4 separate regions of the Homo sapiens genome follow, and all the other regions are linked to region 3. A link is a contact called in ENCODE Hi-C data. All regions are on one chromosome and are shown on one strand. The core of a region is the stretch at or near the end of the contact, and the rest is flanking DNA. Distances in the headings are between cores, read along the strand shown.

The links. A loop is a pair of places that touch in the nucleus more often than their neighbours do. Pooled maps may share reads with other maps.
Region 1: a loop to region 3 is called in a pooled map, with 2.3 times the contacts of the local background. The contact joins the enhancer-like site here to the promoter of UGGT2 in region 3. A Hi-C loop is called at or near these places in 4 of 50 pooled maps.
Region 2: a loop to region 3 is called in a pooled map, with 5 times the contacts of the local background. The contact joins the promoter of TGDS here to the promoter of UGGT2 in region 3. A Hi-C loop is called at or near these places in 2 of 37 single-sample maps with no recorded cell type and 9 of 50 pooled maps.
Region 4: a pooled map shows a loop between it and region 3 (5-fold over the local background). The contact joins the enhancer-like site here to the promoter of UGGT2 in region 3. A Hi-C loop is called at or near these places in 2 of 50 pooled maps.

What each region holds. Positions count from the first base shown.
Region 1 is chr13:97,365,994-97,368,693 of GRCh38, forward strand. The region is part of intron 8 of MBNL2 (muscleblind like splicing regulator 2); the gene reads left to right. Among named protein-coding and RNA genes, the nearest start is that of RAP2A, 67 kb to the right of the region's middle. Within about 2 kb of position 1,263, at least 6 of the 41 ENCODE cell types and tissues checked have a DNase peak (open chromatin) inside an H3K27ac peak, as active enhancers do.
Region 2 is chr13:94,594,857-94,597,556 of GRCh38, forward strand. TGDS (TDP-glucose 4,6-dehydratase) reads right to left here and starts at 1,296. Exons shown (of 12, transcript NM_014305.4): 1 at 1,195-1,296. The coding sequence starts at 1,280. RefSeq lists an enhancer at 1,160-1,469.
Region 3 is chr13:96,052,118-96,054,817 of GRCh38, forward strand. It overlaps UGGT2 (UDP-glucose glycoprotein glucosyltransferase 2), which reads right to left and starts at 1,284. Exons shown (of 39, transcript NM_020121.4): 1 at 1,038-1,284. The coding sequence starts at 1,195. RefSeq lists an enhancer at 1,046-1,545.
Region 4 is chr13:97,458,852-97,461,551 of GRCh38, forward strand. All of the region lies in intron 1 of RAP2A (RAP2A, member of RAS oncogene family), which reads left to right. Among named protein-coding and RNA genes, the nearest start is that of RAP2A, 26 kb to the left of the region's middle. RefSeq lists enhancers at 1,010-1,059, 1,420-1,529. Within about 2 kb of position 1,285, at least 2 of the 41 ENCODE cell types and tissues checked have a DNase peak (open chromatin) inside an H3K27ac peak, as active enhancers do.

The sequences.
Region 1 (2,700 bases), core at 13-2,512, 1.3 Mb after region 3:
AATTCCAAAGAACATCCTATCCCAAATTAGGTCTCCATATGGAGACTTGGATGTCTCAGAGTTTATGATTAAAAGTGATGATCACATATTCTTACTTCACTGGACATCACCTTTCACAATTTTAGAAACAACCATTATTGCATACACTGTATACACTGAATTGGGAATGGATCTATTGTTAGAAATAAAATGTTTATAAATACATCAACCAAAGTAATCTGCTTTGGCCTTTCTGGGAATCACTGATTATGTTTTAAAACTTCCTTTAATTGTACTTGTAATAAGCTATTTTCCCTTTTTTATTTCTCTCCCATGCTTCCTTGCTTTGCATTGTGATTGCATGCCATCTGCTGGTTTAACCCATGATGGCTTGCTGCTCTGATATTCACCATGCCAAAATACCACTTCTATTACCATAATGCTACACCCTCCTGTTCATTGCTCCCATGGTTCCCCTCCTGAAAGTACCCATGATGCACAGCGCTACGTCCGCCACTGTCTCTGCAGCAACAACTCCTGCAACAAGTGTCCCCTTCGCAGCAACAGCCACAGCCAATCAGGTTTGCTCCTTTTAAAGCTTTCTTTCACAAATCCCAAACTCTAAATGAGTGCTGATATTTAAAAAAAAAATTCTCGGTGAGAATTTTTTTTTCATGTTTATCCATCAAATTTTATTTTTTTAATTAGTTTATAGCAAGCATTTACAGACAGGTTGCACTTATTTAGAGTTAACATTTACTGCAAATAATGATGTAGCTATGTTTTGTGTTGCACTGTTTGTTTTCGTACCTAATATTGTGTAATTAACCTGACAGGCTTAAATTCCTTTTAGTACAGCATTACCTATCCAGTGGTTTGTGAATGGCCACATAAAAATTGTAGACGCGCACCCATGGGTGCTTCAAAACTGGCTATATTTTAATTCGGTTCATTCAGACCCTATCATCTGTGTGGAGGAAAAAAATCTCCTCTTAGAAAGAGTCATATTTGAGGCCTAAGTGTCATATTTGAGGTCTGAATAATTCTTATGATCATTTGACCTCAGTCTTAGGTTCTGCCAAACTCACTTGGTTCCCACCTTACAATCTGCTCCAATACTGGCCTAAGAGCCAAACCATCCGGAATGAAGAGTCATGGGTGCCGCTGAACTCACAAAGGCTGGATATAACTGATGAGGAGCATTTAACTCTGTTGGTTTAATGCATGTGCCAGTGAGACCATGGATGTACTATTTCGTAGTGACAGCCAGCTGCTATTTCCTACTCTGTGGTCACAAGCTGATTGTATCCGTGACCCTAGCCTCCCAACTTGCAAACATGTGCTCCTAGCCACAAGGAGACAGCGTGAGGGTGAGTGAGCAGAAACTCTCACCTCGCCTGGAAGAATACTTCATTGCGCATGCCCTCCCTTCACAGAAGAACAATTTTGGTTTGGTTTTTAGTTTCATGGGTTTTTAAAAATAAAATCAGCTCTGCTAATAAAAGATGACAAGGGATAAAAGAAATTAGGGGAAATCGTGTTGGGGGATCACGGCAGTCCCAACCCGCATTCTGCAGGCTGGGAGGGCTGAGTCATGCTGCTTTCCACATTCAAGTGAATCCACGATTCCAGCTCTGCAGATTTCATCCCTACAAAGAGAGGCGTGAGTGGACAGGAATGCAGGAATAAAAGTTAAACCCCGTGACAGTGCTGACTGTGGCCTCAGCATTGTGACAGAGCAGGAGAGAGCAGAGAGTGGGGGAGGGAGGGGAGGCCGAACAGCAGTGCAGAGGCAGGTGTCAATCAACTGAGGACGATTCTTCAGCAATTCACTCCCACCTCTAAAATGCCAACCGGTCCTCTAAGGAAAACCAACCCAGCTTCGAAACAAACAGAACAAAGAACAGGCAAGGATTAGTTCCTTAGCTGGGAAGATGATGATGATGATTATTATTTAATGTGGGATGGGAGAAGGGAGTGAGACTGTTTGCATCTTTCCATTATTAGGTCCAAAGCTCTTCTCAATCACTCATTCTTAATAGGGAAGCTGGATACCTGTTTCTTTCAAGTCTGAAGTCCTGCCTCCTTGAACTATGTTTATGTGATTTTTGACCCAATTTTTATTACAAAGTCCTTTTATAAGAAAACAAGTTTGGACTGAGTGCAGTGCCTCATGCTTGTAATCCCAGCATTTTGGGAAGCCGAGGGAGGAGCATCACTTGAGCCCAGGAGTTGGAGACCAGCCTGAGCAACATGGTAAAATCTGGTCTCTACAAAAATATGAAAAAAATTAGCCAGGCACGGGGTGCCATACACTGTAGTCCCAGCTACTTGGGAGGCTGAGGTGGGAGGATCGCCTGAGCCTGGGGAGGTCGAGGCTGCAGTGAGCCATGATCATGCCACTGCACTCTAGCCTGGGTGACAGAGTGACACCCTGTCTTAAAATAAAATAAAATAAAATAAAATACAAGTTTGAAGTATAATATAGCAGTATTTGTTACAGTGAAATTCTATATGATAAGTTTAGCCTTTTGGGCACTTAGAGATCTTTTTTAAGAAAGGAAAAGAAGCCAAGATAAAGAAATAGTTTGGAGTTGTAGGATAAATTATTTTAGCATAATAAATATTTGACCATGTGTCATATATATTGTTCAAGCCTAGTGATTCTTTGGCTCCATTTAGTAGAAAAAAAACTTTGAGAGAGAGATTCCATAGGTATAT
Region 2 (2,700 bases), core at 46-2,545, 1.5 Mb before region 3:
GAGGGGAGGATAGGAGAGTTTCCTGTTTATTACTCTTGCATTCATCCATTCCACAATTACTAAAGACTTATATAGAATGGGCCAGGCATTCTTCCAGGTGCTGAATGAACAGTAGTCTCTGTCCTTACCGAGTTTGCATTTTAGAGTGGGGATACAAGCAATAAACAAGCAGACACAAATCCGCAATATAATTTCAGGTAGAGGTTAAGTGTGCTAGTTGGGAGAGGGGCTATTTTAGATATGGTGGTCAGGTAAGAACTCTCTGAGGTGCTATCTGAATAAAAACCAGAATTGAGTGGTGCAAACAGCCTAAGGAAAGGGGAAGCAAGTGCAAAGGCCTCAAGACAGAAGTGTGTATCTTGGTGTGTTCCAAGAACTAAGAGGGGAAGCATGGCAGGTACAGAAAAGCAGATCAGGTTGCAAAAGTAGGGCTTGGGCACTTGAGTTTTCTAGATATGGTAGAGTTTGGGCTTTATTCTTAAGTGTGGCAGGAACCACTGAAGTAAAATCCTGCTTCTACCATGATCTGATTGACTTAAGAAACACTGACTTGTATGTGAGCAACAGGCTTTAAAGGAACATGAGTGGACGCAGTTATGGCCAACCAAGAGGCTACAGCAGCAGTCGAGGCAAAAGATGACAGTAAACATGGGCTAGGGTGGAAACGGGAAACTGGTGAGAAGTGGTCGCCGTAAGGATATACTTTGGAAGTAGAGAGGACTTGCTGCTCGAATGTGGGTCTGAGGAAGAAAAGGGTGTCAACAGTGGATTTGTAAAAGTTTGCTGATTACATAGATGTCCTATTATAGTCCTTAAATCGTTTTGGGGGTGCCTATATGTACAGGGCCCATCGTGGGGTGTGGGTGCTCTAGGCTGGAGGTGGGAAGCAGTCGGTGAGCAGCTTAGGGTAACTTGCACGCACTCAAGGAGTGACATGGTGAGCACCTCCGGCCACAGAAGGGCGGAGAGTAACGCAGCTTTGGAAGAGGCGTTTTAAAGAAGTCAGTTTCAAAGGAACCACTTCTTTGCAGGCCAGAGAGAGAAAAGCTGGTCCAGGTCGTGCATTAGGACCCTCCCCATATCAGAATAAGGACCCCTCAAAGCTGGACCCAAATTACCTAGGGCAAGCAGAGCTGCGGGAAAAGGTAGGGGTTTCTGGGGAGCCACTGCTTGGCTAGCGGCGCCATTACCTACATGAAACCAGCACCGCCGGTCACCAGGACCCGCTTCGCAAAGCCGCCGGGAAGACCCCACGGTTCCTCCCAACACGCCGCCGACATCTCCCAGCTCAGCAGTGCCTAGTACCGTAAAGAGTATGGTCTGAAAAGCGCAGGGAAGTTCCGCCGCGACCTTTTGCGACGCGCCTCGCTCGCGGGACACGTTAACAGAGCAGCCAGAGGCAGCTTCCGGAGACTGCTCTGTGGCCAGTTTCTGCCCGCCCACTAGCGGGCTGGGCGGGGCCGCGCTCACCACGCGCAGGCGCTGCTCCTTTCCGCCCTTGCCTGGTCCGCCAGGTGCAATTGGGGTCGCCCGGATGGTAGGGGTATGGAACGTTTTTCCCGGAAATGCCACCACTATGGATCAGATTTATGAATGAGTACCTTTTTTCATTCTTGTACTACAGCCATCTCTAGAGGTTACCTATCAGTTGAGCTGAGAACGGGGAGTTGTTGCAGATGGAGATGGGAGGTTGCAATTTAAAAATGATTTTTTTTTTTAGTGGGGCGGGGACAGGGTCTCCCTCTGTTACCCAGGCTGGAGTGCAGTGGTGCGATCACGGCTCACTGCAGCGTCGACCAATGGGGCTCAAGCAATCCTCCCACCTCAGCCTCCTGAGTAGCTAGGAATACAGTCGTGCGCCACCACGCCCGCCTAATTTTTGGTAGAGATGGGTTTCGCCCTGTTGTCCAGGCTGGTCTCGAACTCCTGGGATCTAGCCAACCTCCCGCCTCAGCCTCCCAAGGTCCTGGGATTACAGGCGTGAGCACCGTGCCTGGCCTGCAAAATGATCTTTTGCTGTTGTTAATATTATTTCAGGCCGGGCGCCGTGGCTTACGCCTGTAATCCCAGGACTTTGGGAGGCCGAGGTGGGCGGATCACCTGAGGTCAGGATTCGAGACCAGCTTGGCCAACATGGTGAAACCCTGTCTCTACTAAAAATACAAAAATTAGCCGGGCGTGGTGGCGGGCGCCTGTAATCCCAGCTACTTGGGAGGCCGAGGCAGGAGAATTGCTTGAACCCGGAAGGCAGAGGTTGCAGTGAGCCGAGACCGCACCATCGCACTCCAGCCTGGGCAACAACAGCAAAACTCCGTCTCAAAAAATAATAATATTATTATTACAGACAGCGCAGAAGGCTTGCAATCATGATAAAGATATTCCCTAGGTCCTACGCTGATGTCTTATTCTATTCTCTCCTTTGCTCACTCCGCCCCAGCCTCCCCACCCTCCTTGCTCTTCATTCAATGTGCCAGGCATGCTACTTCCCCGGGACCTTGATTGTCTTTCCCCAGATGTCTGCCTAGTTTTTACCCTTACTTCCGTTTTCAGCTTGAATGGCATCCTATTGACCACCACAATTAAAATAGCGAGCTCTGCCCAACCCTGCCGAATCATCTTATCCTTCTTTATTTTTCTTCCTAGCACTCAACATTTACATTGATGTCACTGCCCTCTGTTTAGTGTTCCATGAGGTCAGGG
Region 3 (2,700 bases), core at 34-2,533:
GATGGAACACTACTCAGCCATAAAAAGGAATCAATTAATGGCATTCACAGCAACCTGGATGAGATTAGAGACTATTATTCTAAGTGAAGTAAGTCAGAAATGGAAAACCAAATATAGTATGTTCTCACTGATATGTGGGAACTAAGCTATGAGGATGCAAAGGCATAAGATTGACACAATGGACTTCGGGGACTCGGGGGAAAGGTTGAGAAGGGAGTGAGGGATAAAAGACTACAAATTGGGTGCAGTGTATATACTGATGGGGTGATGGGTGTACCAAAATCTCAGAAATCACCACTAAAGAACTTACTCATGTAACCAAACACCACCTGTTCCCCAATAAACTATAGAAATGAAAAAAAAAAAGAACTTTTAGCATCAAATACATGAACTTATGTGGAGTCATGGAGTCTCTTTTTAGGGACACACACTGTTGCTGTGGTGAACAGCCATTAAGTCATTGGTGTAAAACTTCATTTTTGCTAAGAGAAAGAACTTTCTAATTTTACTCAACTAGAATACTAAAGGGCAAAATGCAATAGCTACAAGTTTTGTTCTGCAGAGTAAATGACAGGTCATGAACTAATTCCGTTGGAAGAGATACAGGAAAAATATTACCTTGCAGGAAGCTGCCCTCCCCATAGTAAGCCTAGGAGCTGATGGTATGATGTCATCATTACGAAACTAGGTACTTTAAGCACTGTCTGAACAGAACTGCCTACCCCAGTAGAAGCTCTTGCGTTAAGTGCCACGCGTAAATGCTAATACATCCCAACGTATTAAAGCAGGGCAGGGAAGCTTTAAAAATCGTAGGTAAAGTAAGACTGAGGGGGAAAGGAACTGCAAGTGAGTGCTGCACGGGAACCGAGAAGCCGCCCCGGGTCGGGAAGGAAGGAGGTGGTGATGCTCAGGGCCAGAGCGGGGGCGTCTGGAGAACCCGGGTGGGAGCCAGACACCCGCTGCGAGCACGAAGAAAGCGCGGCTGAGGGTGGCAGCGCGCCCACACCCGCCCGGACGAGGGCCCGGCCCGCACCCACCTTGCCTCCAGCAGCAGCGGGGTCTCGGGCCACTTCGCGGCCAAGTGGGCAGTCACCGACTTGGACGCGGCGACCGTCCCGGAGCCGAGCTGCGAAAGCCACAGCGCTGTGGAGCCTAGTAGCAGCCGCACCACGTTCGTGGCTTTCGCTGGCGCCATGGCACGGAGAGAAAAGCGCGAGTCCCTCGGACCCGGTACCCACAGTCTGTGGCCGCCACGCTTCGGCCGGCTCTTCCCGCTGCGCGGCTGCCCACTTCCGGTGGGAGGAGCTCGAGTCCGTTACTGGGTGCCGGGTCCAGACCGGCGCATGCGTGTCCCGCTCCGGCGCGGTTTAGTGGGTGCGGCCTGGAGAGCCCACGCCAGCCGGACACTGGGCCACGTCGGAGCCGCCGGGGCGGCGCCGGGTTGCTGAGCGGCGTCACAGATGCTCCCGCGGGTCCGCTCCCGCGGGTCCATTCCCAGGACTTTGGGTTCTCGGACAGAGGCCTTAGGACACGGGGCGGGAAGCTGGCTCTCCAGACCGAACTAGGGCTCTGGAGTTGCCAAAATCTGGAAGCAAAGTCAGGACCACTTGCATATTGTCCACCTTTTACATAGGAGGAAAATAAGTCCAGTTAAAGTTGAAGTCCCCACCTCACGCAGTTCTCAAGTGTTACTACAGGTTGGAATCACCTGGGAGAGCTTTTATAAGGCCGCCGCCAAGGCCACGCCCCGTACCTGAGAATCTCGGGAGGGGGGGTGAGATGCGGCATCAGTAGTATTAGTTAAAATCCGCAGGCCGGGCGCGGTGGCTCACGCCTGTAATCCCAGCACTTTGGGAGGCCGAGGCGGGCGGATCACGAGGTCAGGAGATCGAGACCATCCTGGCTAAAACGGTGAAACCCCGTCTCTACTAAAAATACAAAAAATTAGCCGGGCGTAGTGGCGGGCGCCTGTAGTCCCAGCTACTTGGGAGGCTGAGGCAGGAGAATGGCGTGAACCCAGGAGGCGGAGCTTGCAGTGAGCCGAGATCCCGCCACTGCACTCCAGCCTGGGCAACAGAGCGAGACTCCGTCTCAAAAAAAAAAAAAAAAAAAAAATCCGCAGGTGATTCCAGTGTCCAATCATGTTAGGAAACCCGTGACTTACGGGTGGCTCTCAAACTTTAACCACTTGCTTGTTAAAACACTGCAGAGTGGTGGGCCTCCCCACAGTGTTTCGGATTCAGTAGAGCCCTTGCGGGGGCCGAGAACTTGCATTTTATTTCTCCCAAGTTCGCAGATAATACTAGTGGCTAGAAATCACACTGGAGCCTTTTCCATTGGAAGGTGTGGTCCAGGGTAGGCTTCAGCTGTGAGCTCAATGGAAATGCAGAAGCTCAGGCCCCGCCCCAGACCTAATGAATCAAGATCTCCAATTTAACGGGAACCACAGGTGATTCCTATGCACAGGAAAGGTGGAGAAGAGTGATTTAGAGGATTACATTTAAAAGTGCACAGAAAAGTGCCAATAAGCCTGAGCATGGTGGCTCACGCCTGTAGTCCCAGCACTTTGGAAGGTCGAGGCGGGAAGGTAGCTTAAGCCGAGGAGGTAGAGGCTGCAGAAAACGGTGATTGCGCCACTGCCCTCCAACCTGGGCGAAAGAGGGAGACCGTGTCTCAAAAAAACAAACAAACAAAAGGCCA
Region 4 (2,700 bases), core at 35-2,534, 1.4 Mb after region 3:
GAAGCCCATTAACATTCTACAGCTAAGTGATGCTACAGCCAGTATTTCTGATGTTTCATTCAGTCCATTAAGCAGAGCTGCTTAAAAGAACTAGTTTTATTTATTTATACATTTATAATCAGGTTCATGAATACAGTCAACACTATGGAAATTCTTGTCAATAAAAAAGTGTTTGTCCACAGACTACACACAGAAATAAAATTATTAGACCTGCATCAGTCACCGTCTGAGCTGGTCATGCCCTTAAAGGAAATTTCAAGGAAGATGGGCTGAAGTTGGTGAGATATCTGCTGATGTTTAAGATGTAAGCAAGGTGGTATCTTACTCATGATCAGGTTAACAATAACACATACATTGAACAGTTTGAGAATTTTGCATCTTTAGCTTTATGTCCAAATGATGAAAAGGGGGTAAGGAAGAAATGATGAAAAGGGGGAAATGATGAAAAGGGGGAAAATGAAGGCAACCTGCAAAACTGATAATGAAAATAGAACATGAAAGTAACTGTCATCACCCACTAACAAAGCACCTCATCTTCCTAAATAACAGAGTCAGCCCTCTAAGTCAGTCTGTCATAAGTGCCAGATTTGTTTTCTGAGGCCACTTTTGGCACCCGAATTCCTGAGGTCTAGCTTCAAATGAGCATTTCCTCCACTGCCAGAGTCCTGCAGGAGGCTGTAGAGATGGATCCCACAGCTGGTCCCTGCACTGACAGGCATGCTGTCGCCGGCTCAGGCATTGTCTAGGGCATGTCCTGCTTAGAATGCTCTTCCCCTAGAACCTGCACGGTAGGGAGCAGATTCCCAGAAACCCTTCCCATCTTTGTTCACAGCCACTTTCCCAACAAGGCCTGGGATCATCTTATTTAAAACTGTGGCACCTGTGCTCCCCACCCACCACCTGATCCACATCTTTTTTTCCATTGCACTTAACACTTTTATTGTAAACCCAGAATTGACTTGTTATGTTTATTGTTGATGTCTGCGCCCTCTGCTAATTACAGAGCTTTATTTGCTTTGTCCATTGATGTAAGTGTCTAGAATAGTGGCTAGCACTTAGTATATAAATATGTGTTGAGTGGATGGATAAGTACATGATGTATTGATTGTTCGATTGTTCATTACTAGCTATTTATGCCACATCAGGCAGTTTTCAGTATAGCCTTCAGTATTCACGTAGTTAAAACCATCCCAAATATTTGTGTTTGAACAACGTTGTCTGTGAAATGGAACTGCCTAGGTCATGAGTGCATTTTGGAGTTCTGCTGTTGAGTCAGAGCATGCTGGCAGTAGTGGCTCCGCTTGTAGAAGTGAAACCTCCTGCTTATGTTTTGGCCCCATGAGATCTCATAAGATTTCCCCCAACATTTTTGGCTTTACTCCTGATGCACACTTTCATATCTCTTAAAGATCAGCCTGTTGGACGTTATTCTTAGAACAGTGCTAAGCACTCAGCAATTAACCTAGTCAATGATATGTGTTGACTGTGGGTGTGACCCACCATGTCTGTTGTGATTTTTAACTTCAGAGTATCTTAGGAATTATCCAGTCCAGCTCATTTTATACTTCAAGAAACTCAGGAAACCAAGATTAGGTTAATCTTCTAAATTCACAGTACTAGCTAGAGGCAGCCCCTTCTGGGACAGGAGTCCTAGTCTGTTTGGTTTCTTTTTTTTTTAAACCCACCATATTGCTAAAACAGATAGCAACACCAGCTTCCTCATGCAGTGCAGTCATCTACTGTCAACACAGGTCTTGGCTTCTTTCCCTTCAGCGTCTCACCCATCTTTCTTAAGGAGGATCCAGATTTCTCCAAATGTTACCTTCATATGGGACCCTATTCTGTCACCCCAATCCAGAGCCTTCTTAGAATGCCTTTCCCACAGGGGCCAGTATATTCTCTCGAGTGCCCGCTGTTTGGGAATGCTTGCTTTTCTGCTTTCCTAGGCCCCCATCACCATGGATGTTCAGCACAGGGACTCTGGAGAAGCACCTGGTTAGTGTCTGGTGGCTGCTTTGTTGTTTTTGACTCCCATCTTTTTTGCCTGTCTCTTCCTCCAGCTTCACCCTCAACTCGGTTTGCCCTCAGGAGTTCTTTACCTCCTTTGATCAGTTTCTCCGGCTCCTTCTTCACCCTTTGTGGCTTCTCAAGGCCACATCACTAGAGTTAGGAGGGGAAAGAAGCAAGCACCCTCCTTTTATCTAGTACTTCATTTTTTTCAGCATTATCTCATTTGCCCTTTACAGCAACCCTGTGTTAAGTGGGAACAGATACTCTTACTCCCTTTTTACTATCAAAGAAATGAAATACAGATATGTAAAGGAAATGATCTCATTGGCAGAACTGGAAGCAGAGCCTCCAAATCTGGGTGTAGAATCTTTTCTACTGTCCCAAATTTTAACAGAGAGACAAAATTTATCACCGTCTGGTATTCTGAAATGTACATAATTTTTCTCAACATCGTACTCAGTTTAAAAATCTTCTGAGGATATTAATGTGGATTTCTCTAGTGTCTTTAGAAACTTGATTTTAGAAAAGGCCACTGACAAGTTAGTGATATAATAAACAGGTCCTCTGATACTGACTGCATTTTCATCTACATTTACCAGTTATTAAATGCTGTTATATGTGGAACTGTGTTTGCAATATTTTATTTACTGTTTTGAGAATTAGGTTGATGGTAAGATTTATTCAAATTCT